Regions from separate parts of the Homo sapiens genome. Here region 1 is linked to region 2. A link is a loop called in an ENCODE intact Hi-C map of the cell type or tissue named here. Cell type or tissue: heart left ventricle. All regions are shown on one strand. Each heading gives the region's core, and the rest is flanking DNA. Links, peaks and the distances in the headings are about the cores only. Region 1 holds the start of LOC105372923 (a long non-coding RNA gene). Region 2 holds the start of LINC00210 (long intergenic non-protein coding RNA 210).

Region 1 (12,475 bases), core at 4,069-6,568, 270 kb before region 2:
ATCTTTTCACTTAGTTATATATAATGTATTATAAGACTTTAGTTCATGTTTTTAAAGAATTATACTTTTTATTTGTGTATAATCCCTGAAACGCATTAATAGAAATATAAGAAACAATATGTAAAAGTAATTGAAGAACTTTGGTGTTAAAGTTTTTATGTGTATTAAGATTTTAAGTTTTAAAAAAAGATTTTAAGTTTAATATTTATTAGTTTAATTAATATCTGATTCTAGGTAGTACAGAACCTAAATAATTTCCAGAAGTATGTAATTGGAACAGGAAAAGCCAGGAAAAAGTATATTCTTTTTGCATCACTCAACATGTTTTGTAAAAAACCACATACACCCTATCATAAGCATTAAAGTGTTAGTAAATTGGCAACAACTGGTAAACATGCTACTATTATTTACATTTCTGACTTGGCATTAACAATGGTAAATTGTAAAGCTACTAAACAACTAGTTACAGCAAATTAATGTGATACAGTTATCTTAAAGGAAAGGAAAAGAAAGAGGCAAGGAGACTGCTGGAATGTGTGCAGGAGGGAACTATCTGATTTAAGCCAAATCTCCCAAGCCTTTTAGAATCTGTCTGCCTTACAGCAGTACATCAAAAATAATACAATTGACATTTTCCTGTCTTCACTTCTGTTAAAAGTTTACATTCTATTATTCTTCCCAGTTGAGAGACATCAAATTCCAAGAATTGCTAAGACTGACTGTGGTAGTCCTGATTTCTTTTATAATAATCTTTTGATTGTTGTTGTTTAAAAAGTTTTATTAAAATAAAAATATAAAGAACTACTTTATTATTTTTCCGTTAACATAGTTATGTCTCACTCATTTCATTCAATGTGCTTTTGGCATCTTTCTCTTTTTAATATAAACTATACATATTTATCATAGATTTCTATCTTTAATGCTGCTTAGATACCCTTTTTAAAAAGCTTCATTCAATCTGGCCTCTTTTAATAGATATGCATGTATTCCTTAGTAAGGGAATAAAATTTTGCTTTCACTTAATACTAGGTACTTCATTCTCATTATTGAGACTATGTGGAAACCCTGAATACTTGTCACAGATTCATTTTATAATCCTGAGGTTGGTTTGGCATTCCATGATTTACGCAGGGGCTTTGCTTACAATAATTGATTCATTCCATACTTGAAACCCACTGATCTCATTACAGTTATAGGAAGGCATTTTAGCTGTTGCAATTTAGACTTACCTCAAAGAAAAAAAAAAGGCACGCTCTACCCACTTCGGATTTCTGCAACATGTGAAATAATTAGGTCATATCATGTATCAAAATAAAATCCTGTTACTGACCTTTCTAGACTCAAAAGGCTGCCCTGGAAATATACAATAAAACGTATTTCATTTTGAGCAATATTTGCATGGTTGAGAATGACACTGTTGTCAACTATTAACTTCATGCACCTATTTTTCCATTAATAATTTTACTGTATTAAAATAACCAAAACACAGGTTTGAACTATAAATTCTAATATTTAAGTCAGCTTCTACAAAGAAGCTCTCAGTTCTAAGAACCCAAAATATGAAATGTAGTATATTAAGGATACCTACTAAATATTATTGAAATCCTGACTCATCTTCAAAGGTATATGCCATATTTCTTTATTTCATATACTGTTCCATAAAAATTAAAGAATACATTTTTAAAACCAACTGATCATATTAAACTATGTCTTAGAACACTGCATTTTTTTGAAGGCTTTGATAAAAATGCAGTGGGTCTTAAAGAACACATAGAGAGAATTATTTTTATATGCTAATATTTTGAACATTTAAGAACGCAGAAAATATTTGGTGAAATACTGGTTATTTAAGGGAAACTGAACTAGCATTTTTATTTCGTAAATCATTTAAAGGCTATTTAAAAATAAAGGGGTGTTGCACATCGCTTCTAGTTATGTTCTTTTCATTGAACTTTCATTATTGCTGCAAAGACTTTAAAAAAAAACTATAGTTTATCACATAGTAATTTTATCCACAGCAGAAAACAAGTTTTATAAAGTTAAAAAGGACATTTTTGCAAGAAGTATTTTCAAGCACTTATGACAAACTACATGAAATAAATAAAATAAAAACTAGGTTGTGTGCACTTGAAGTTTATTGCTTAGGAAACATTCTCTTTAAGCTAATATAATCATTTCTATGACTTACCACTGTTTAGCTATGGGGGTGGGAGACATTTCTCTGGTGGGGAAAAAGAAACTTTGAGTTTTCCTGTCAATTGTGAATATTCTTGATTTGGCTGATGGGAGTCTTGATCTCCCAATCCTAATATCTTCAAGTGCAGGGAAATCTAATTCATTAACTTTTCCAAGCATTTTAAAAGTTTCTTTTCATCAGAGACCATTTTGACCTTCTTTATCCATACCACTCTAGAGATCAGAAATACAAATGACAATAACAGATACCCATTAGTAGCTCAGAAGCCCACGCTGTATGACTGTACACTCTAAAGGCAAATTATCTTTGTACAAAAATATCCATATTTTAAATGAACCGTTAGACACTGGATACCACAGTGACAAGTATCCTAAGATCAGCATAGGATCATTTTAAAATGTTCTAATCTTAAAAATGTGAGATATGAAATATTTTAAAATGTATTTACGCAAAATGTATTTTTAAAATACCCTCAGATAATTTACTCATCTCTATTCTCCCACTTATATGTTTAAATTAAATATTAAAAGTAAAGTCAAGTCCTGAGAAACGACTGATTTCAGCACAAAGGATAACTGTTGTTCTTCAAGTTACTTCAAAATTATAGGAAGAACTGTTCTTTTCAAAACTTGTATTGCTTGAGCAAAAATGTATTTAATTTACATATGTGTTCCTTTTACTGAATAACCCTTTAATAGTTAGTTTAGTGAAAACTGTGTTCTAATAATCCAAGGAATAGTATCAGATGCACGTATCAAGAATTGTTCATCCTTACCAATAACTATATTTTAGATGATTTTTTATTTCCAATATTAAAATAAAAATGTTTACAGTTCCTTTGTTTAAAATAATCATTTTATAATTAGTACCTAATATTTGTAGAAACAAAAGGGAATTTGTGTTTCAAATTTAGAATGTATTGAAGTTTTTAGGAGATAATAAATAATTTAAAGAATTTTAAAGATTAAGACAAACGACTATTTTTCAAGGTTATCTATGTTTGTAAGTGGTGGTGTTAGGTTTTCTAGACTTTAAATTTACAAATTTTAGTTTCACAAAGTTGTATTATACCCACACCAAAGGGGAGAAATGTATAAATTTGAAAGTTTTTTCGAACCTTTAAAATAGAAATATTAATATGAATGATTACTGTGACTTTCTTTAGCCAACTATAAGTAACTTCATTCAGGGAAGATAAATTAGTAAATCTCAATGCTTTAAGTTTTTTAAAATAAAAAATTTAAAATTAACCAGAAAATCAATTTTGAAGTACAATATTAGTGAGAATAACTATAAAGATCTATAAAATACTTTAAAACCGAATCCATTAGAGGTGAATATTATGAGATAAATTTTCTTTAAAATTACCTAATTTTCTATTAGTTATGCCGCTCTCTTTTGTCTCAGAGTTTCTATTTCATATACTCTATTTTATATATCTTACTGAAATTATAAAACATACACTGTCCTGAAACAAATATCAGTCAGACATTTCAAACTCCACTGATATCTAAAATGTCCTTAGAAAAAATAATAGAAAAGACTTAAAAATAAATCTGGAAAGACTGGCATTACAATAAGCTTTTCGTTAACTAAAATAATTTATTCACTACGTTTTTATTTTCAATATTTTGTTGAAACAGAAGGCATTTATATATGTACTCTTGTTACTCTTGTAGAAAAGAGATTCCCCCCTTTTTCAAGCATAATGAATGTACTGAAATCACTCTCCCGTCACTTATATAATTGCAACCATTAATAAACATTTGTGTGGCAATATTACCAAGCAGCACCTAAAGTAAATACATACTTTACGAATTCTGGATTATGTTCTCAATTTGCACTCCATTTCCTTTTTCCACTTGGTTATATTTCCCTCACTTCCCTTGTTTATTTTCATAATCACACCTTCCCCGACCTGTCCAAAGAACCATAGTGGTTACAGTAAAAAACACTGTACAGAAACATTTTCTACAGCCAGTTTATGAGAGTATTGATTCATTTTGGATACTTTTTCTTGCCACTCTACTGCTTTTCTGCCATTCTCACACGTGCTCCTTATCCAGGGCACTTACATGAACTCCCCTCCTCTCTCTGCTGATTTCATCGTCCCCCCCACCCACCATCAAACATTAAACCCCTTGAAGGACTACTCCCAAATCTCATTCTGTAACTGGATACATTAATTTTAAAAACTGGGTTTCTCGTGAAAGTTGGCTTTGTGATTAGGTGTCTTAGAAAATTCTTTGCACTGGGAAACGGACTATATGGGAATTTCCTTATGTTTTCTTTTTCTCTCCCCACAATGCCACATAAGGTGCGATTCAATATTTTTGATAACTTTAAGGGCAAATAATATTTCATGTTAATTCCTATTTCCTGAACAGAATTTTAAAGCAAAATAATATGCAGACAGTAACCCCCCAAAGATGGTTTAAAATTTTTTTCTCATTTGCATAGCAAGATTTAATTTTCATCCCTTAAATATGACGAATTGCTGAGATTTTCTCCAGTTAATGCTTTTAACAGCTCCCAATAAACTTCATTAATCAGGCAAGCTCGAGGCCCAATGTGTAGCCTGCAAGCAGCTAATTTGCTTGATGAGACCCCGACTTCAGTGAATAAACAGGTGTATAATCTGAGGGCTTTATGGCCTTAATTACAGTCTAATCAGTTCAGCGGTTGGCGGGCAAAAGAGAAAGAAAAAATGGTGGGGGTGCGGGGGGAGCTCAAAGCCACTTTTCCTAAAATAGGCGACATGTCCTCTTTCTTAATACACCTCAACGACTAATCTTCAGTTTCTTCTCCCCGTCTATTTCCTCCTTCCCGTCCTCTGGCTGTTTCTCCTCGGCCTTCCCTCCGCTTAACCTCTGCGTTCCCGCTCCTCCTTTCTCGCCGTCTTGGCGTCTCCCCGGGAAGCGCTCCGCTCCCGGGCTCGGGCTCGCACCTCCGCGATCCCGGTTTCTACCGTTCCTCGGGCGGCGGGGTCACTTTGCTCCCCCTCTTGTTGGCGTCCCCCCTTCCTCCCCTCTCTTCTAGCCCTCTCCGCTCCCCCCGGCATGTCCCGCCCCCGCTCCCCGCTGCACATCCTCCCTGTCACCCGTGGGCCGCCTGACAAATCACTTCAAGGGCAGCCGAACTTTGAAGGACAAGACAAAGCTCCGGCATATGGTCCGATCCCCAGATGTTTGTCTTTCTTCTGCCGCAGCCCCCCACCTCCCCCTGCCCGGGGTTCGTCGGCAACCCAGCTCAGCACTTCCTTCTCCTTGCGCCCCGCGCCGCTCCCCGCTCCCCCACCTCCAAGTTCCCCGCCGAGGGGGAAGTCGCTTAATTTTCCTCTACGGCTTTTGTTTCGCCGGCCTCCCTCTCTAGCCGATTAGTGGGGGGCAAGGCGAGGTTCCTTTAACCTAACGAGGTCTGTGGAACTCCGCCGTGAGAGTCTCCCGGTCGGCTCCCGGGACGTGGGGTGCGGAGAGGCCGCGACGCGGCGGGACAGGGCAAGGCCCCGGCGAGGTGCCGTCCCGAGACGCCGTTCGCGTCCCCGCTGGGGCGCGGGCTGGGGCCGCTCTGGGTCCCGGCGCCGCCCGGGACTGGAGGGCGCGCAGCGGGTCGGCGGCTCTTCGGCTTCCCTACCCGCTCACTCGGGGGCGCACTGGCACCCCCAGGCCCCGGCCGCGGAGGAGCGAGCCTCCCTCGCCCCGCAGCGCGACTCCGACTGGGAAGCCGCGGCAGGGGTGATGGAGGAGACACCCCCCGTTTGGGCGGAGGGAAGCCGCCGCACCCCGGGCAGCGGGGAGGGGTCCGGCGCTGCGCGAGCAGGGTTGGCCCTGCTCGACCTGGGACCCCTGCTGGGTAAAGTGCGGAACAGGACGGGGAGGAGGGAGCGACCCGCGCCGGGCCAGGCGAGGGCGGACTGGAAGCAGCGGGGCTCACGCGGGAGCGCCTCAAGGCTCTAGACCATAAGCCGAGCCCTACCGCCTCGGTGATGAGCCCGCACCTCTTCCCTATTTCGGACCGGCCAGACCTCCCACCCAGTCTTCTCGGTCCTGCTGATGACCCGTTGCTGACTAAAACTGTTTTGGGTCTAGAGGGTCGCGCACGTCTGGCCACCACAGCTTTGGGGCGAAGGAATTGGGTTTCACTTAGTCAAACTGCCCCGCGATTTACTTTCTTCCTTCCCCTCAACCTGCATCCCCTTAGCGGTGATTGATCCGTAAGAGCCCAGAGAAAGTCACTCCCCCCGCTTCTTAATCAGCTGCCTCTATCTATTTATAACCACACAACTTTGCTGGCGGTAGGTCAACAAAGGCGTGGAGAGCGGCGGAGAGTCTCCGCAGTGCAAACAATGAAATAAACGGGACGTGTCTGTTTGCATATACGTTACCCGGTGAAATCCGATTGTCCTAGGACAAACCAGCGCTCAAAGGCTGCAGTCATTTTATTTCTCCGTAATTTTATTTGCCTACATTTAAGGAAGTAGAAGGTACTAATCCTGCACGGCAAAAATAGAAGGGCATCCGGTAAACAGTCTACTCTCTTCCACGAAATGTTTTAGAAGTCTGAGCATGTGATGATGTCCTGTACAGTGAATTCTGGTTCTGACAAAAATGCAAATTCTAACCCGAGAAACTGAGTTTACATATTCAGATGTTGTTTTTATTGTTACCGTTCCCTCCCCCGACCCCACACCCTAGGTGGGGAGAGTTTTGGAGTTTTTACTTTTTGTTTAGTCCCTACTGTCACCATTCTTTAATAGATAATGTTATTTTTTAAATAAAAGTAATTAGTCATTTTAGAAACGCAGACTCGAATTATGTGAACAAAGTGCACAATAAAATATGTTATCAATATTTTTACTGGTGTAATGGAAAAATATATCCTACGCAGAAGGATTAACTCGAATAAAATATTGACTACTGTAAAATAGAAACTTCATGGTTTCACCACATATATTTTCGGTAAGTGGCTGAATCAGCAGAAAATTATTTAAAACTACACTACAGTTACAATGTCTTAAAAACAGATTATGGCACTACCTCAAACCATGTAAATAACTAGATCGTCATAGTAAAACAGAGGTTTCCAAAAAACATCAGGAAGAACTTAGAAAATTAAAAAGTATTTTTTTTCGCTGCTGTCCTCAAATAAGTTAGGTAGGTTCTACAGTCTTTGTGGACAATAGGTGAGCCTGGACCTTTTGTTCTTTGTGTGTGTGTGATCATAAAGGAACAAATGTCTGTTTTGCGACTAGAGAATCAGGCATCTCCAAAAGAATAGCCATGCTCAGCATCCTCTGCTTATCTAAACTAAATTACAGCTTAATAATATTGCATCCTGTGCTACCCGGATGCTCTCACACACCTGAGTGGACCAGGGCATTTTACTGCCTAATTTCTCTTTTGTGTTATGTCTTGATAATTAAAATGCATTATTCCTTCTTTTTCAAAATACAATAGGAATCCCTCATCTCCTGCCCCCAAGTTCTGAAAATTCTCAGACCGGCCCTGGAGAAATACAAATGCACAAAGCGACAGGCGAAGCAGGCCCTGTGTTCAGCACTCAATCATTTCCTGTCACAGGTGCAGCCTCTATGCATTATCCTGCCATGATTGATAGAGTGGGTTTGTGCAGACCAGGGGAGCTGGGGAGGCTCAGATGGGGTCCTGTCATTTGGGCTCCATTTCATACTACCTGTAGGGAAAAGGAAATGCTTTGCAGGGATTGGCTGTTTAGTGAGTTTTAAATTTTAGTTTCTCATATATAATAGAAAGGTCATATTTTCTAAAAGTTAACTATATCTTTAAGCTTTATCTTAGAGACAACTTCATTCTGGGAAAAACAAAACAGCCAATGGTAACGCAATAGATTTCATTTCATTTAGAGTTGATATGTTACAGAAGTACACCCACAACCTAATTTCCCATAATTACATTAAGTATGTAGAGTTATTTCCTTAAATCTTAGTCTTTAAACAGAAGAAAACCAAAACATTTTTGGTTTATACCCATATTGAGATTGATTTCTATATAACAAGGCTAAAAAATGCACTTACATCATTGCAAAGCACTTTACTACACGACAAATTTTGTTTTGTTATTGTCATTCAATAATACACTAAACATACAGAATACAATACAAAATAAAGCAGAAATATTTATCGTGTTAGATTGTGGCTATTTTTCATTTTAGCTGAGGACCAGATTTTTGAGTTAGCTGTTGCTATGATCAGTCAAGATCTTAACTAATTAATGTAAGATCAAAGTTGGCAACCATCTCACCAGTGTTATGTAAAACTGTAAAATCCTCTAGGTCCTTCATTTCTTTTTGAAATGGCTAAAGGCAAAATGATTTGCATAAGGAGGTCTCAGATTTTAAGATGTAAAACTTCTTTCATTGGGATTATTAAGTGGCTTTCAATGATATCCACAGATGTTCATGCACCCACTGCAATGCTTTAATATTTTTCCTTGTGGTTTTTACATACAGCCTGATAGATTGTTTAAAATGATAGGAGTGGGAAATGAAATGGCCTTTAAAATGTTCCCAATTTTTTTGACACCAGAGCATTCTATCAACACATCTCCATTTTATAATTGCAGCAAATGCTACTACATTTCTCTGAGAAATTTGCCAACTAAATTGTTACCAAACATCAAATTATCCTTTATTTTTCTTAAACTGACAAATTACACCCAAAGAAAAGAAGGATTAAACATTTTAGCTTCCTAGAAAACAGACCTACAATCTACAAGGCATTTTTGGTTTTTCGTATTTTCCCTATTACAGCAATGATCTGGAAAATACAACAATTTAAAATTCTGAGCGTCCACATAATCATTTGGAGTAAATGTTTATATAAGTAGCATTTATAAAGAAACATTAATAAAAGGTAATTCATATTGCCATTTTCTCTTTTTTATAAGAATTAGAATGAAAAGGGACAAAATATTAAAAGTTTTATATTAATAATAAGCTTTCAATGGCTAAAAAATTAATAGACATTATTTAAATGAGCATAATGCTGAGTAAATGTGTGGATTGCTGTATTTAGGTACATATAGTAAATACAAATAATACTGACCATTATCTTTAAAAATGCACATTTGTTTTATTTAGAGCAATGTTTTAGAAAATCAGCATTTTATTATTTGGAGAGCTTTTAATTATTTTAGCTATTATGACAGTATATTTTAAGACACTAAAATAAAAAGACAACTTTAAAATACCTATCATTTTATTGTAATTAGCATTAGACTACTAGATTCATAGTTAACTCTTGTCCATTTTGTTTTACGTTAACCATCAAGCAAGAACTGTGGTTATAAAGTGTTCATGATACAGAATGTTCCTTTGGTGTGTCATTTATTATTATTAGATGAAAAACGTCCTCTACCTTATAACACCATTGCATGAAGGTTCTTAATCAAGAAGAAATAACTTTTGTGTATACATAGAGAGAAACCTGCAGTGTTTTTTTTAAATACGAGTCAGTTTCAGGTTTGCGTTGAATTGCATTTATGACTTACGAATAAAATGGATACTGGATGAAAGATGACTATGGTTAAGTGAAACAAACTTTGTGAGTGGGAGAAAAAAATCTTTGGCATTGGGTATATGTATGTGTTTGTCCTTTTCATGATGGGCTTTTTACAATCTTATTTAAATATTGATATAGACCCCCCAAATTGAGAGAGAAGCCAAATGAGATATCGTCACACAAGGGCAAGTTCATCTTTTTTGCCTATACGAGGAATACCCTAAAAAGCAGACCCAAAGCTGCCAATGTGGCCAGTAGGTGAGTCAACCAGAGCCAGATGCTGCAGCAGGGGAACATTTTCTCTGTCCTTTCAGCTCTTTCTTTGAAACAACTCAGAAGGAAGAGAAGTGGAGAGGTTTTACCTCTAAATAATAGGTGGTATCCTTCAGTGAATAAAAATGACATTTCTACCTTTTTCTCAAACACACACCCACATATGATGGCATTCTTGAAAGAATATTATAATGTTATGCTGGTAGGAGTGAAGGATGAACAACAATATAATAAAACTTGAAAAGTTGAAGCTTGAAAATGTTTTTGGTTAGCTTGAATTATGAAACTCCACTTTTCTATTTGTTTCAAGTTTTGTGTTTTGAGGGCTGCAGACACTGATTATCAGGTTCAATGCTCCTGAAGGATCTTTTGGTTGACATCTAGAACAATACCTTTACAAATAGATCTCTAAGTAAACAGAGTAAGCCAATGAGACAGCTACCTAAGGAAACAACATGATTGAGCTCTCTGTTGGAAAGTCACAATTCTCACCTTTCTACATCCCTTCCCGCCACCCCAGTAGATCTCAGTGCTGTTATTTTTCAATGTCTTGCAGCTTTTGATTCTTCATGGCTTATAAGGCGAGCTTTTTTATTTCCCCCTGAAAGGTATCGTGCACATAGCTTGCTAATGAAACTTTTTGAAGTAGACTGGCATAGTGATTTATTAGTAGTAGCATTACTAATAATATACATAGTAGTATTTCTCAAGTGACAGCAATGTAATTAGTAATATCAAGAATACGAAAAAGACAGAACTCAAGTGCCTGTCTGAGAAAAAGACAAATAACATATAACCAAATCAGGATACAAGTACCCATTCAACCCAGTTCATGAACCTGGAATTTTAGACTTACTGCTTTCTTTTTAGCTAAAGGATAATTTTAAAAAATTACTAGAGCTGCAATGCTAAATCATGTAAACAAGTTGAATAAAATAAAAAGCATTTAGCTAGAAACTTGATTTTCCAATTCTATACTTACAACTTACTTGCCCTAGTGATAATCTCGTTTGGCAGAAAAGCTGAAAAAATGTAAACTTGCCACTATTGTGAGAGAATTCGGGCAGGGTAGCATTCAGGACAGTGCTACTAAAATGGACCCTAGGTTAGCCGTATTAGCAAGCATCTCGTTACCTGGGGCTCTGCCCCAACCTATGGAATCAGATTCATTGTGAGTGGCACCCAGGGTTCTGTATTACAAGCTCAAAGACAATTCTTATGCATAATGAAGACTGATAACGTCTATCTTAGAGTGTAGCAAGATGTTTTAGTCTTTCTCAGAAATGTATTTTCCTGAAATAGCTTCTATTTTAAGTAGGTTTCTATCAGAAAATATTTCTTATATGAGAAACGAAATTGACTAGAAAGTCTCAGAGCTTTGGACCTCTGTCTAAATTACATTTATAACTCTCTGTAACTTGCTTAAGATGAAGTCTCTAAAGTTGAGATAATGTACAAACATTTCCTATATTCGTTTAAATAACATAAACCATGAGTGTGTTAAGTAGTTATGTCTACATGCAGTAGTTGTTTGGTATTTTGGTTTTAGTGACTAGTGTATATGTGTAGCCCTAAAGGCTCTGACAAACCAGCCATCGTTTTTGAGGGTTGATTACAAGCCTGTTTTCTTGTGTATATCACTTCCTACCCTGGATCGCAAAGGAGGTGGCAGAACAGCAGGAACAGTGGAGAAATAAAAAAATAGTCTGGACAGTAGTTGGTATTTGACAAAATGACATGTATCATTTTTTGGAAATACGTTAGCCAATCAGTCAAGATTGAGATGCCCATAATAGAAAAGGCAATGTAACACAGATTTGATCAACAGATATTAGTTGAATGATTAACAAAATATGTAAAAATCTGCTTAGAGAATTCTTAATCACTTCTTCTGTCTGTAAATCTCCTTCTTGATACAGGAGATGAAAATGACTTCTGTACTGCATTACAGTAGAGAAGGGGTGTCCAATCTTTTGGCTTCCCTGGACCACACTGGAAGAAGAATTGTCTTGGACCACACATAAAATACAATAATGATAACTGATGAGCTTAAAAAAAGTCGCAAAAAAAAATGTGTTAAGAAAGTTTACGAATTTGTGTTGGGCTGCATGCAAAGCTACTCTGGACTGCATGCGGCCTATGGACCGCGGGTTGAACAAACTTGCAATAGATCATGCCCGATCAATGGAGCTAGCAGGTCATAAAGCATGTGGTGCTACTGCCTGAAGAGATGATGTCTTTGTCAAGGAGGACAAAGCATAAGTCAAAGCCAGGAGTCAAACCCTGAATGTGTATTGACTGTCTACTCTGTACCAGCACAGTGGTCAAGGAAGAAAACAGAAGAACCAATGGATATTGTTGTACCCTCAAGAAACGTTGTTGGAGAGAAAATAATTGCTTGCTCAAAAACATAGAAAAGCCAAAATGAGCGGTGTCTATTTATTGCAAATGCAAATTTGTTCAAAGAA
Region 2 (12,475 bases), core at 3,449-5,948:
AATTGCCTTTCCTTCTGGATTAATCCTTTCTGGGTTAACTTCTGTCCTTCCTCTGAGGTTGATTTGCACAAACAGAAGGCAAGGAAACTTGATGTACATATATGAAGCAATGTTTCCGAGAAAGATTTTTAGTATCTGAGACCATTTTTAAGAATATGTTTTGGATGAAAGTTAATCTATCATTCAGCAAGTAAAAAATTTTTTTTCTTTTTTTTAAATTTATTATTATTATACTTTAAGTTTCAGGGTACATGTGCACAATGTGCAGGTTAGTTACATATGTATACAAGTGCCATGCTAAGAGGCATTAATAAATTATTAAGTTGGTTTTTTAAAATTACTAGTAAGAAGTTAACTAAAGGAAAACATTTTTAAAAGTCACATATAATTAGCAATTTATTTTTTCAGCCAGAGTTGTCTACTTCTCTAAACAATCCTTAGTTGATGTAATAGCCTTTGCAACTTGACTCTCAAAGCTTCACAAATATATATTTGATAACCAAGGCTGGGATGGATACATCACTGATCATCTACCTGAGTTTACCTAGATTTTTGAAGTGCAAGCATATTTCTGACACTAAGAAGTGATTAGGGGCCAGGCATGGTGGTTCACGCCTGTAGTCCCAGCTCTTTGGAAGGCTGAAGCAGGTGGATCGCTTAAGCCCAGAAGTTAGAGACCAGCCTGGGAAACATGGCGAGATCCCGTATCTACTAAAAATACAAAAAATTAGCCGAGTGTGGTGGCGCCCACCTGTAACCCCAGATACTACAAACAATCCCAGGATTGCTTGAACCCGGGAGGCAGAGGTTACAGTGAGCTGAGATTGCACCACTGTCTTTTTATTGAGACTTTGCCTCAATTTAAAAAAAAAAAAAAGACCAGGCACGGTGGCTCATGCCTATAACCCCAGTGCTTTGGGAGGCCGAGGCAGGTGGATCACTTAAGGACAAGAGTTCAAGACAAGCCTAGCCAACATGGTGGAACCGCGTCTCTCCTAAAAATACAAAGAAATTAGCCGGGCGTGGTGGCATGCACCTGTTATCCTAGCTACTCGGGAGACTGAGCAGGAGAATCGTTCGAATCCGGGAGGTGGATGTTTCAGTGAGCCGAGATCACACCACTGCACTGCAGCCCGGGTAACAGAGCAAAACTCTATCTTAAAAAAAAAAAAAAAATAGAAGGAAGAGGAAGTGATTAGGTCTGAGAGTTCTTAAGCATACTACCTAGGTTTGAGTCCTCCATTCAGATAATTTAGTTACTAGACTGACTTTGCACACATTTTTAGTGTTTTTATGCCTTTGCTTCTGCATCTATAAAAATGACCATAATAATTGTGTCTCTCACAGACATTTTAAGTTTAAATAAGATATATGAAAAAAACTTTAGAGTAGCACCTTGTAAGCACTCACAAAATGGTAGCAATTATCACGTACAGCCTATCATCAACACCACCCCCAACCCAGGGGTTCTTCTCATTTAAATTGTCCCTTCCCCAGGTCTAATAATGAACCTGGGACTCTCGTGTTACTTCCCAAGTTTTCCTAGTTGCTTCTCAGACAAATTATTTGCATGTACAACAAGCTTGCCACCTTTGCAAAATAAGGACTTTTTTATTAGAAAAAACATCTATATGTTATTCCTCTTCTAACACAGACTTACAATTTTCAGCCGACATGCAGTGCAGTTTAGTAAAAAGATGGAAAGTAGAATTAGACATGGAAAGTTAGATATGTGGCCCTAAAACTTCAGAGACATGACTTGAAAAATGCACCAAACACTAACTCACATTCATAGCAGAATCTTATTTAGAGAGAAAAAAAAAAAAAAAAACAGGAGACACAAAACATATGCAAGAAGCATGTCTTCAAGTTCCCATTATAATGTGTTTTTAGTCTCACAAAATGATGGGAAGTAGATGTCCTATGAGACAAAAATCAGCTGGCATCCTTCATACTATATGTTGTACCCAGCCGAAGCTGAATGTGGAATGGTGAGGATGAATAAAGCAGCAAATGCCTGTACTTCAGGAGAAGATAGGTGCCATCATATTAGAGAAAATTCAACAGAGATCAATAAAAATGATTAAGGGACTCAGAGAATTGATTTTTGAGAGAAGATTAAGAAAAATAAATGTGCAGTTTGACACATAGCCAAGGAGGAATATGAGAACTGGGTGGTCAAATGAGGTATGTAAGACACTGCCAAGAAGGCATTCCCTAGGTACGTGGAGACAAATTCCCTAACAAGGTCTCTGAGGATACATCTTCCCCAAGAACTGGTGGAGATCTCTGCCTCTACAAATATTGACGACCCAAGTGGCCAGATGATTCTTGAACTTGGCAGCAGGCAGTTAAAGTGGACAAGACAACCTTGTATGTCTTTTTTTAATGTAATAATTCCTGGGAACAAGAGAATGTATGATGGCAGAGTTACAATTTCAACCAAGCTCCTATTTTCAGGTTGGCGGCATCGTAGGAGAGTATTAACCTATTTCAGACACAAAATTAAAATAAAGGAATGAGAAATAACTATAGCATTCAATTTGATACATCTCTGCCCTTAAATGCATACACACCGTATGTGCATGTACAAACACATTTGTGTTATTATAAATATCTATATGTAAAATAGATGTGTACATGGCATACGCTTGCATATAGGTATATGTATATATAAATATATCAATTAAAATGTTTGTATTTAGTGATGTGCCATCTTTTTCCAAATTGGATTGGATGATGCTGGAGCTCCCTAGTGAATTGCCTCTGTCCTTTGTTCTGGCAGTTTCCAGAAATGGCTCCTAAGCCAAGTATGAATCATTTTTTCTGGCACTAGAAAAGCCATTTTCAGCAGAGCCACATTGCAGGGTCATTATTCTTAAGGCTGCATTACAGGGCATCAGGGGAAATGACATAATCCAACTCAATTCACAAAGAATGGCAAGTGGAGGGAGCTTAAGGCTACATCATGCCATCTATATATTCTCTTCCAAAAGTGGCAAAACTTCAAACAGTCCCTTAGGGAGAATATCTCTCTAAGGATAAATGCGGGAAAAGGGCCAGAGATACGCCCTTCTGCTACAAAAGTTTCTTAATATATTTGTTTAATAATGAATGTATATAATAATATACATATAATACTGTAGCGCACCTTTATTTATATTACAAAAATAACTATACAATGTTTGGCTGCAATTTTTCACCCTTTCCACAGAGTATATAAGACCCTTTAATAGCCATCATAATAATAAAATGCAGAGAGGATAAAATGACTGTAGAAAAATGTCAGGGAAGAATGTTGACCTATGTATTTTTGACGACGTAGCCTCACATTCATGGTACGGCGTTACTTAGATTTACTTCCCACATTATTGAAAGGATGCAGGGGGTTAATGTGCCACCTTTTCACTGCTCGAGGACTGAGAGAAAATTTGATTTTCCTCTCAAGTGAACTGTGTTGGACTCCACTGAACAGTTTTCCCAACAGGCCTCTTAGCGTTGTTATCCCTTGAAGAGGGCTTAGCACCACTCAGCATGAAAGAAGATTGGAGTAAGTGGCCATGCTATTATTGGTGTATGTTCCAATGCACAAAAGCCAAATTTTAACCCTGTGCATGCTCATGTCATTCACTGCAGATTTTCTGAAACTTTTTTTTTGGCTATTTCTTCAAGTGATATTATCACTGACTTATGCTGCCCTAAAAATGTCTAAATATTACTTGTAATTTTAAAAAATGGAAAAAAAAACACTCATTCCGATCTAAAGTATCTTGTACTCTGGGACATAAGCACACTCATTTTTCTGTGAATGAACGGAACTTGGGGAGGGCAGGGTAAGTATTTAAAGCAAAAAAAAAAAAAAATACAAAAACAAAAAACCAAAAAGTATTTCTATGTTAATAGGATATTTACATAAGAATTTTGACTGAGATAGTTGGGTAAGAACCCTCATCATAACCCCTAACTCTCTCACTCACATTGAGAGTATAAAAGGATCAGGTGTAGGAGATTAGAGGCAGATTTTGGAAGGAGGATTTCAGGGAAGAGTTGTTGCTGTGCTGTGAGTACCACCCCACCAAAGAGAACAGGTGATGGATTTTTCTTTTACCTCAAGCCAAAACAGTAAGACTCTAACAGACAACTTGGAGAAATTACTACATAAGCCACGCAGTGTTGGGTCACAGTAGACTGTAATAGGGGTCATTTCTGAGAAACAGAGAGTGATAGGCTGGCTAAGATGGCGGGTGGTAGCAAAACAGAAGGCTGAGGTTTGGAAGTAATTGTCCTCCCAGAAACTTTTAGTGCAAAAAATGCATAATTTTTTGTGAATTACGTAAGAGTCATTTACAATAGGGAGTAAATATGGGATTTTCTCATATCTTACCCTAGAAAACCACTTGGAGAGACAGAAAGACCTCAAAAGAAACAAACTGCAGGCCAGGCACGATGGCCCACGCCTATAATCCCAGCTCTTTGGGAGGCTGAGGCGGGCAGATCACTTGAGGTCAGGAGTTCCAGACAAGCCTGGCCAACACGGTGAGACCCCATATCTACAAAATTGGCCCGGGCGCGGTGGCTTATGCCTGTAATCCCAGCACTTTGGGAGGCCGAGGCGGGTGGAGCACGAGGTCAGGGCTTCAAGACCAGCCTGGACAACATGGTGAAACCCCATCTCTACTAAAAATACAAAAATTAGCTGGGTGTGGTGGCATGTATCTGTGATCCCAGCTACTCAGGAGGCTGAGGCAGGAGAATTGCTTGAACCCGGGCGGCAGAGGTTGCAGTGACCCGAGATCGAGCCACTGCACTCCAGCCTGGGTGATAGAGTGAGACTCCATCTCAAAAAACAAACAAACAAACAAAAACCCAAAAATTAGCCAGGCATGGTGGCGCAGGCCTCTAGTCCTAGCTACTAGAGGGGCTGAGGCAGGAGAAACCGGGAGGCGGAGCTTGCAGTGAGCTGAGATCGCGCCACTACACTCCAGCCTAGGCAACAGAGTGAGACTCCGTCTCAAAAAACAACAAGAAACAAACTAGAAGTGGCCCCGCAGATGACTAGCAGCTGTAGGAGTCACAGAAGATCAGCCAGAATAGAGGTGAATTCAAGAACACTGCAGGGATATATTTGTGATATTAAGTCATTAAAAAACCCATTAAGGATCCCAAGAGAGAATGGGCCATCTGAAGCATCTGCCAAGTCCCACAGCGTTAAGCTACATCACCCAACATGACCAATCAAGTGAGAACTTTCCTGTTCTTCCCTTTTCTTTCCCTTCTTTATGTTTTTCCTTAAATTAAAAAAATAATGAAATTTTACTCCCAGAATGTGCTTAATCTTTCCCGTCTTTAAAACTAGAAGGATCAGGCACTGCAGTTAACCAGGTACAGGAGGAGAAGAGTTGGAGGAGAAAAGCAAGAAGAAATCAACTAGAGAAGACCCAAGATAGGGAAATGGAGACACCTCAATTCTAAGTTTTAATTACTACAAGGAACGAGCCACTTTACTGAAATGAGACTGTGTTTTGTGGCTTAAAGGGTTACAGAAATTTTTAGTATCTAAACATGACTAAAGCAGTCAGGGGAACAACCTGCACTCTCACCCAAGGGCAGAAGATCTAGATCAGTGGAATACATTTACAGGGACAGTAGGAGATGAAAATAAAGTTGCTTGTGATTACATGCCATGACTTGTCTTATTCAATGGAATAGTTATATATACACATATATATATTGACATAGTTTTATATATGTATATCATTGTGTGCATCATCTGACCAGAATAACTTTGCCAATATATGCTGTATGTGGTTGTTGACTGTAGAGTTAGTTCCCTATTTATAGATTTCAGGCAAATTCTGAATGGCCTGTGTATTCCATGGCTTCATTGACTTCAATATTTCTATTTTTCTGAACCATATCAACACTTAGGCCTGTTAGGAAAAATTGCCTATTGTTTGTAGTTCTGAAGGTTTCCATTATCTTTACACTCTCATTTATTGTTTCTCTTCTACTCCTCATCTTCCTTTATATTTGCTTCTCCCCTTCCTAGATAACATCTAAAGTGGAGAAAAAGGGAATATAATTTGAGGAGCAAAGTTTATAGATTAAAGGGGATAATATTGATTTATTTCTCCCATTTTTCTAATCTCCCATGACATTACGACATATTTTTCTATTGTGTTTGAAAAACGAGCTATTAGTGATAACACTTTATATAATTGAGGTATGTATATATGTATGTATTTATTTAACTCTTTATTTTAGAACAATTTTAGATTTACAGAGTTGCTGAGTACAGAGAGCTCCCATAACACCCAGCTTCCCCTAATGTTAACATCTTACATAAATTGTACTACATTTGCCAAAACTAAGACATTAATACAGTAGTCCCTTCTTACCCAGGGTTTCACTTCCCATGGTTTCAGTTACCTGTGGTCACCTGCAGTCTGAAAATGCAAAATCGAAAATTCCAGAAATCAACAATGTATATATTTTAAATTGTGCACCATTCTGAGTAGCATGATAAAATCTCACACTGCCTCTCTCTGTCCCACACAGGACGTGAATCATCTCTTTGGCCAATGTATCCACACTGTCTAGGCTCCCTACCTGTTAGTCACTCAGTAGCCATCTCAGTATCAGATTGACTGTGGTGGTGTTACAGTGCCGGTGTTCAATAACCCTTATTTTACATCATAAAGGCCCCAAAGCACAAGAGTAGTGATGCTGGCAATTTGGAAATGCCAAAAAGAAGTGTTCCCTTTAAGTGAAAATCTTAAAGTTCTCTACTTAATAAGGAAAGAACAAAAATTGTATGCTGTAGTTGCTAAGATCTATGCTAAGAATGAATCTTCTATCCGTGAAATGGTGAAGAAGGAAAAAGAAATTCATGTTAGTTTTACTGTCACACCTCAAACTGCAAAAGTATATATAGTGTTCGTTTTCAGGCATCCACTAGGGATCTTGGAATATATCCCTTGCAGAAAAAGAGAAGACTACTCTACTTGCTGGTATAATACTTTAACTAAGCTATAGACTTTATTCACCAGTTCTCCACTAATGTCCTTCTGTTCCAGGATCCAATTCACATTGCATCTATTTGTTATGTCTCCCTTTTCTCCTCCAATCTGTAATAGTTTCTTAGTTTTCCCTTCTTTTTTCTTAATCAACATTTTGAAGAATGCTAGTCAGGAATTTTATAGAATACCCCTCAATTTTATTTTATAATGAGATTAAGGGTTTTAGAAAAAGGACCAGAGATGTGGACTATGCGTTGTATCATGGGTATGTGAGAACAACACGATTTATCACTGGTGATTTTAACTTTCATTATTTGGTTAAGGTGATGGTATCTGCCAAGTTTTTTTTCCTGTAAAGTTACTACTTTTCCCTTCCTACATTTTATTCTTTGGAGGTGAGTCACTAAGTCTAGCCCACATAGGAAAGTGGAATTAAGCTCTATGTCCTGGAAGGAATAATCTCTACCTATATTATTTGGAATGTTTCTGTAAAGAAGATTTGCTTGTTCTTCCCATTTACTTATTCATATCATTGTGTACTTGTGGGCTTGTGGGTTAATAATACTTTGGGGATTACAATCCAATGCTCTCATTATTATTTCTTGCTCAAATCATTCTAGCTTTGGCCCTGGGAGTTCTTTTGACATGTCTCCATCCTTCTTTTTTATTAACTTTTTTTTTTTTTTTTTTTTTTTTTTTACAATTTCTTTCTTTTGTCTAGAAACAGTTATTTCTCCAAGAAGCCCTGGTTCCTTTTATTGTAGAATGGTATTTAGAAATCAAGATCTGGGTACCAGGTGTGCTCATTGCTACTGAGGTATCAGTGCTCTCAGGTCATCTCAGGAGATAGGGCTAGACTAGATGTATATTAACCCATGTATAAACACATATCTACATTTACTTCATATTTATCTATTGGTATATATGTTAAAAGAAATCAAGCTGACATCTCCAAATTTAAGCCACCACAATGGGAATTATTCCAGCCTTCCCACACCCCCACCCCTGCACCTCTACCTGCTTATTTGCAACTTTTTTCTCTAATAGTAAGCAAGTGAGCTCCCTTTATCTACAAGTTATTTTACACATTTTTTCAACCATAGTGAACATGTAAATTAGTTTCAGAATTTATAACCCATACCCCTATGAGAAACAAATTTACCAATCAGAGTACAGTGTTTATGCACAGTTTTTTGTTTGTTTTTGTCTTTAGCTTTACAATGTCAGCCCAAACACCATTTTTACAAAGTTATTTAGATTGGCTCCTTTTTCCTCTCCTCTTCATTATGCTGTATATTTGTAATGTATTTGTAATTCAAAGATTGTATATTTAGATACAATCTTCATTCCATCCTGGGACCCCCAATATTCTGGTTGATTTTTTTAAATTTTGAATACAAAAACACTCACTCTTTGTAATGTATTGTTCTATGGGTTTTGACAAATCCATAGAGTCATGTATCCACCAAAACATTATCAGAAAGAATGGTTTCATCACCCTAAAAATTCTCCTCTGTTGCTGCTTTTTAGTTAACCCCCTCCTTCCTCCATCTCCTGGCAACCAGTGATCTGTTTTCTGTCCCTATAGTTTTCCTTTTTCCATAATATCACGCAAATGAAATTAATTATACACTATGTGGCCTTTTGGTTTTGCCTTCTTTCACACAGAAAAATATACTGAAGATTTTTCGTGCTATTGCATAAATCAATCAGCTCATCCTTTATTTGTTTTAGTATTCCATTAGATGGGTGTACCATTCACTCATCTGTTGAAAGACATCTTGATTTTTGTCACTTTTTAGTGGTTTTGAATAAACCATTAATGTACAGACTTGTGTGTAAACATAAGTTTTCAATTCACTTGGGTGAATCCCTAAGAGTGGAATTTGGGGTTATATGTTAGGTATATGTTTAACTATATTAGAAACAAACTGTCTACCAAAGTGGCTATATCATTTTGCATCCCTACCAGCAATGAATGAGAACTCCTGTTGCTCCGCATTCATGTCAGCATTTGCTATTGTCAATTTTTATGGTTTTAATAATTCTAATAGGTGTGTATGGTATCATTGTGGTTTTAAGTCACATTTATTTAATGGCAAAAGGTATAGAACATCTTTTCATATACACATTTGTCATCTTTATATCTTCTTTTGGGGAAGTGTCTGTTTATATATTTTTGCCAATTTTAGAATTGCATAGTTTTTCTTAAAAAAATCAATTTTAATAAATATTTTCCTTACCCTTATGGCTTTTTATGCAAATTTAAAAATATTTTGCATACCCATTTGCCAATGGGGAAGATACTACAATTGATTTTCATTACTCATGGGAGTTAAGTTCTATAAAGTCAGCACAAACACTGAATTAATTCCTACTGAACCATTGTTCCTAGGGGAAATACAGTATATGTACAGGCCTGGCCCAGTGGCTCACACCTGTAATCCCAGCACTTTGGGAGGCCAAGGTGGGTGGATCTGGAGCGCAGGAGTCCAAGACCAGCCTGGGCAACATGGTGAAACCCCTTCTCTACTAAAAATGTAAAAAAATTAGCCCGGAGTGGTGGTGAATGCCTATAAACCCAGCTACTAGGGAGGTTGAGGCACAAGAATCACTTGAACCCAGGAAGCGAAGGCTGCAGTGAGCCAAGATTGCCCCACTGAACTCCAGTTTCAAAAACAAAACAACAACAACAACAAATACATATATCTCACATAGCTTATTGTCTTATTGCCAAAAACCAACACATTCTGATATTAATAGATTCTATTTTCTTTATTTTACAAAAGACAACATGAGATCCAAAAGTGTTAGGTGGTTGGTCAGACGCCCTCCACTCACAGATGCCAGAGTTGGGATTCAAACCCCGCCAAATGGTCCCCAGAGCAGGACCTTCTTGCACTACCCTGCGCTGCCCCCTACCGTCCCTGTCCTCTGGCCAGCTTTGCATGAGATGGGAAAGAAGGTCCTTGCTGGACCTTAGCCGGAAGGTACTGGTAGAGCGACTCAAATTTTTCGCTACTCTGCGATGTCCGCGAATGATTACAAAAGCACTAGCAGTATTGATTTTGAAGTTGCAAATAACTTTTAGCAAGTACAGAATTTGTGAACAAGAGGATGGAATGTACTTTGAAAGTTTTGGAAACCTACACAGGAAAAAGATAAACAGTTGTTCTAACTTAGAGCCTTACCTTGAATAAGGAAGTTAAATGGAGGCAAAAGCATTAAAAATATACAGATGCTCCTCTACTTAGGATGGAGTTACATCACGGATAAACCCACCATAAGTTGAAAATATTGAGGGTCGAAGACAATCTACCGAACATTGTAGCTTAACCTAACCTACTTTAAACATGCTCAGAAGACTTTACATTAGCCTACAACTGGGCAAAATCATCTAACACAAAGGCTATTTTAAAAGAGTTGAATACTTTATATAATTTATTAAATGCTGCACTGAAAGTGAAAAACAGAATGGCCGCATGGGTACCATCATAAAGTCGAAAAATTGTTAAATCGAACCATCTTAAGTGAGGGACCATTTACATATCAATCTCATTCCTGTCCATGGCACTTTGCCTCCTGGTTTTCATATATCTTGCATTATGTCCTTTTTAAGTAATGCAAAACTTAGTTTGATCTATTATATACTGTTTAACACCAATATTAAAATGTTAATATTAACATCTGATCTATAGTCATCTGATCTAATGAATCAAAGCTTCTATCTTTGAAAAGTAGAGACATCATGTACTTGCCTCTGTAGTCAGTCAGTTTCATGTTTAAAGGAATTGCCACAGCAGTGCTCCCGCTGTCAGAATCATTATCTCCCTTGACTTTTGGAGCCAATATGCCCCAGATCTTTTATTTTTCCTAAAGCACAAGAACTACATCTATTAGCAATGGAGTGACTAGGGATGACTCGAATGCACAGAAGCTGATTGATGGAGCATGGTGCATCCCTTAATTAAGCAGAAGCTACTAATAAAAATGAACTTACTGGATGATTTGTGGGGTCCTAGCCATAGCCATATGTGTCTCACAGCAATAGGAAACAGGAGTGACACCAGGCTGCTACCAGCCATTAATGGAGATGAGCATTTTTTTGTAAAGGTGGTAGAACTTTGTGTCTGCTTTTGGCTTTGCAGAATGAAAATTGAAAGCACCTGGCATAACAGGTTGTCTTATTATTCTTCCCTGGCTTAGCAGCTCTGACATCTGCCCCTTACTTCTGCCCTCCCTCCACCAGGAAACATGGGACAGGTCTAAGTGAAGCTCTCCTTAGTTTCCCCAAGGCTTTGGAGTGGGGCTGGGTGGAAGGAGCAAAAGGGCTAGGGAGAGTGAGGAACTGGAAGGGTAAACTGGCTTGTGTGCACTCAATTAATATATTCCACGGAAGGGCACACTGCTTGTCCTGAGAAAATTATTATTCCAGAGAAATACTTCAGTGTAGTCAGATTACATTAGCCTTCTCTTCAAGGAGCTCCTCCAATCTCACTTCCTCTATGACATCATAATGCAGCACAAGCCCGATGCAGACACCTGCCCTTCGGCTAGCACCCCAGCTGACATTAGCACACAGTGCCAATGTCTGATGTCCTGCCCTCCACTCCTAAGTGTTCTTACTTTCTCCGTTGTCATATCTGGGGACCAGATAAGCTCATGCCTACCAATTCCTGCATCAGTCATTTCCATGGCGAGGTCTTAGATGGTAGGTTCCAGCATCAGCATTCTCAGGGAGACCTTCCCTGACTCCCTTATGTCAAATTCTAACCCTTCTCCCAATACCTCTCCTTACCCTTTAGCACTCTCTATATACATTTACTTAGAACTTCTTACTGTCTATGTACATTTTACTTTAGTTTTTATTCTCTCTCTCTCTCTCTCTCTGTCATCAAAATGTAAGCTCTGAGATTGGGGATTTGAGTTTGCTTTCACCTCTACTATATTCCTGGTTTATAGAACAGTGCCTGGCATAGAAGGGACTCAGTAAATATTTGTTGAATGTAATAAATAAATAAACTTTCCTTAGAGTAATTTTCCAAAGGAAGAAGATATATCTATTTAGTTCACATTATCTAAGCCCTTGAAATACATGAATTTTTATTAAAATGCCTACCCATTCCTGCCTCAGTCATCTCCACAGCAAGGTCTTAGATGGTGTTAGTACCTTTGGCACCTTAGATTTAGCCAATATGGGGATTTGACTTTCCTTTGTGGTAGGTGCTAAATATTTAGAATGGTAGGCCTGCTGCTGCTTCTAATGTCAGGAAGTTTAGCCATTGTGTTTTTTTTTTCCTATTCAGACCCTTTCTTCACAGTCAAATCTTCTAGAAAGCCCTTGATTGACTCTCAGGCATAAAGGTACATAGAAATCAAAATCCATCAATTTTTTTTTCCAACCTTAAGATCAGGATACCATCTGGCTGTTTAGAGCATTCTGTGTCTGTGTAAAG

The links. A loop is a pair of places that touch in the nucleus more often than their neighbours do. Peaks named below come from ENCODE experiments on the same cell type or tissue, not always from the same donor. Only the 100,000 strongest peaks of a DNase experiment are listed, where the experiment ranks them.
Region 1: it touches region 2 in a loop (3-fold over the local background); 13 of 110 quality-filtered maps call a loop at or near these places.

What each region holds. Positions count from the first base shown.
Region 1 is chr1:218,158,262-218,170,736 of GRCh38, reverse strand. It overlaps LOC105372923 (a long non-coding RNA gene), which reads right to left and starts at 5,680. Exons shown (of 3, transcript XR_001738467.2): 1 at 5,495-5,680; 2 at 4,008-4,115; 3 at 2,118-2,409. In heart left ventricle, for the core only: no CTCF peak of the experiment used is centred there; DNase peaks (open chromatin) are centred at 5,326, 5,696, 6,006 and 6,496; H3K4me3 peaks cover 2,500 bases; H3K27ac peaks cover 2,437 bases; H3K27me3 peaks cover 2,500 bases.
Region 2 is chr1:217,887,061-217,899,535 of GRCh38, reverse strand. LINC00210 (long intergenic non-protein coding RNA 210) reads right to left here and starts at 6,636. Exons shown (of 4, transcript NR_048550.1): 1 at 6,610-6,636. In heart left ventricle, for the core only: no CTCF peak of the experiment used is centred there; no DNase peak of the experiment used is centred there.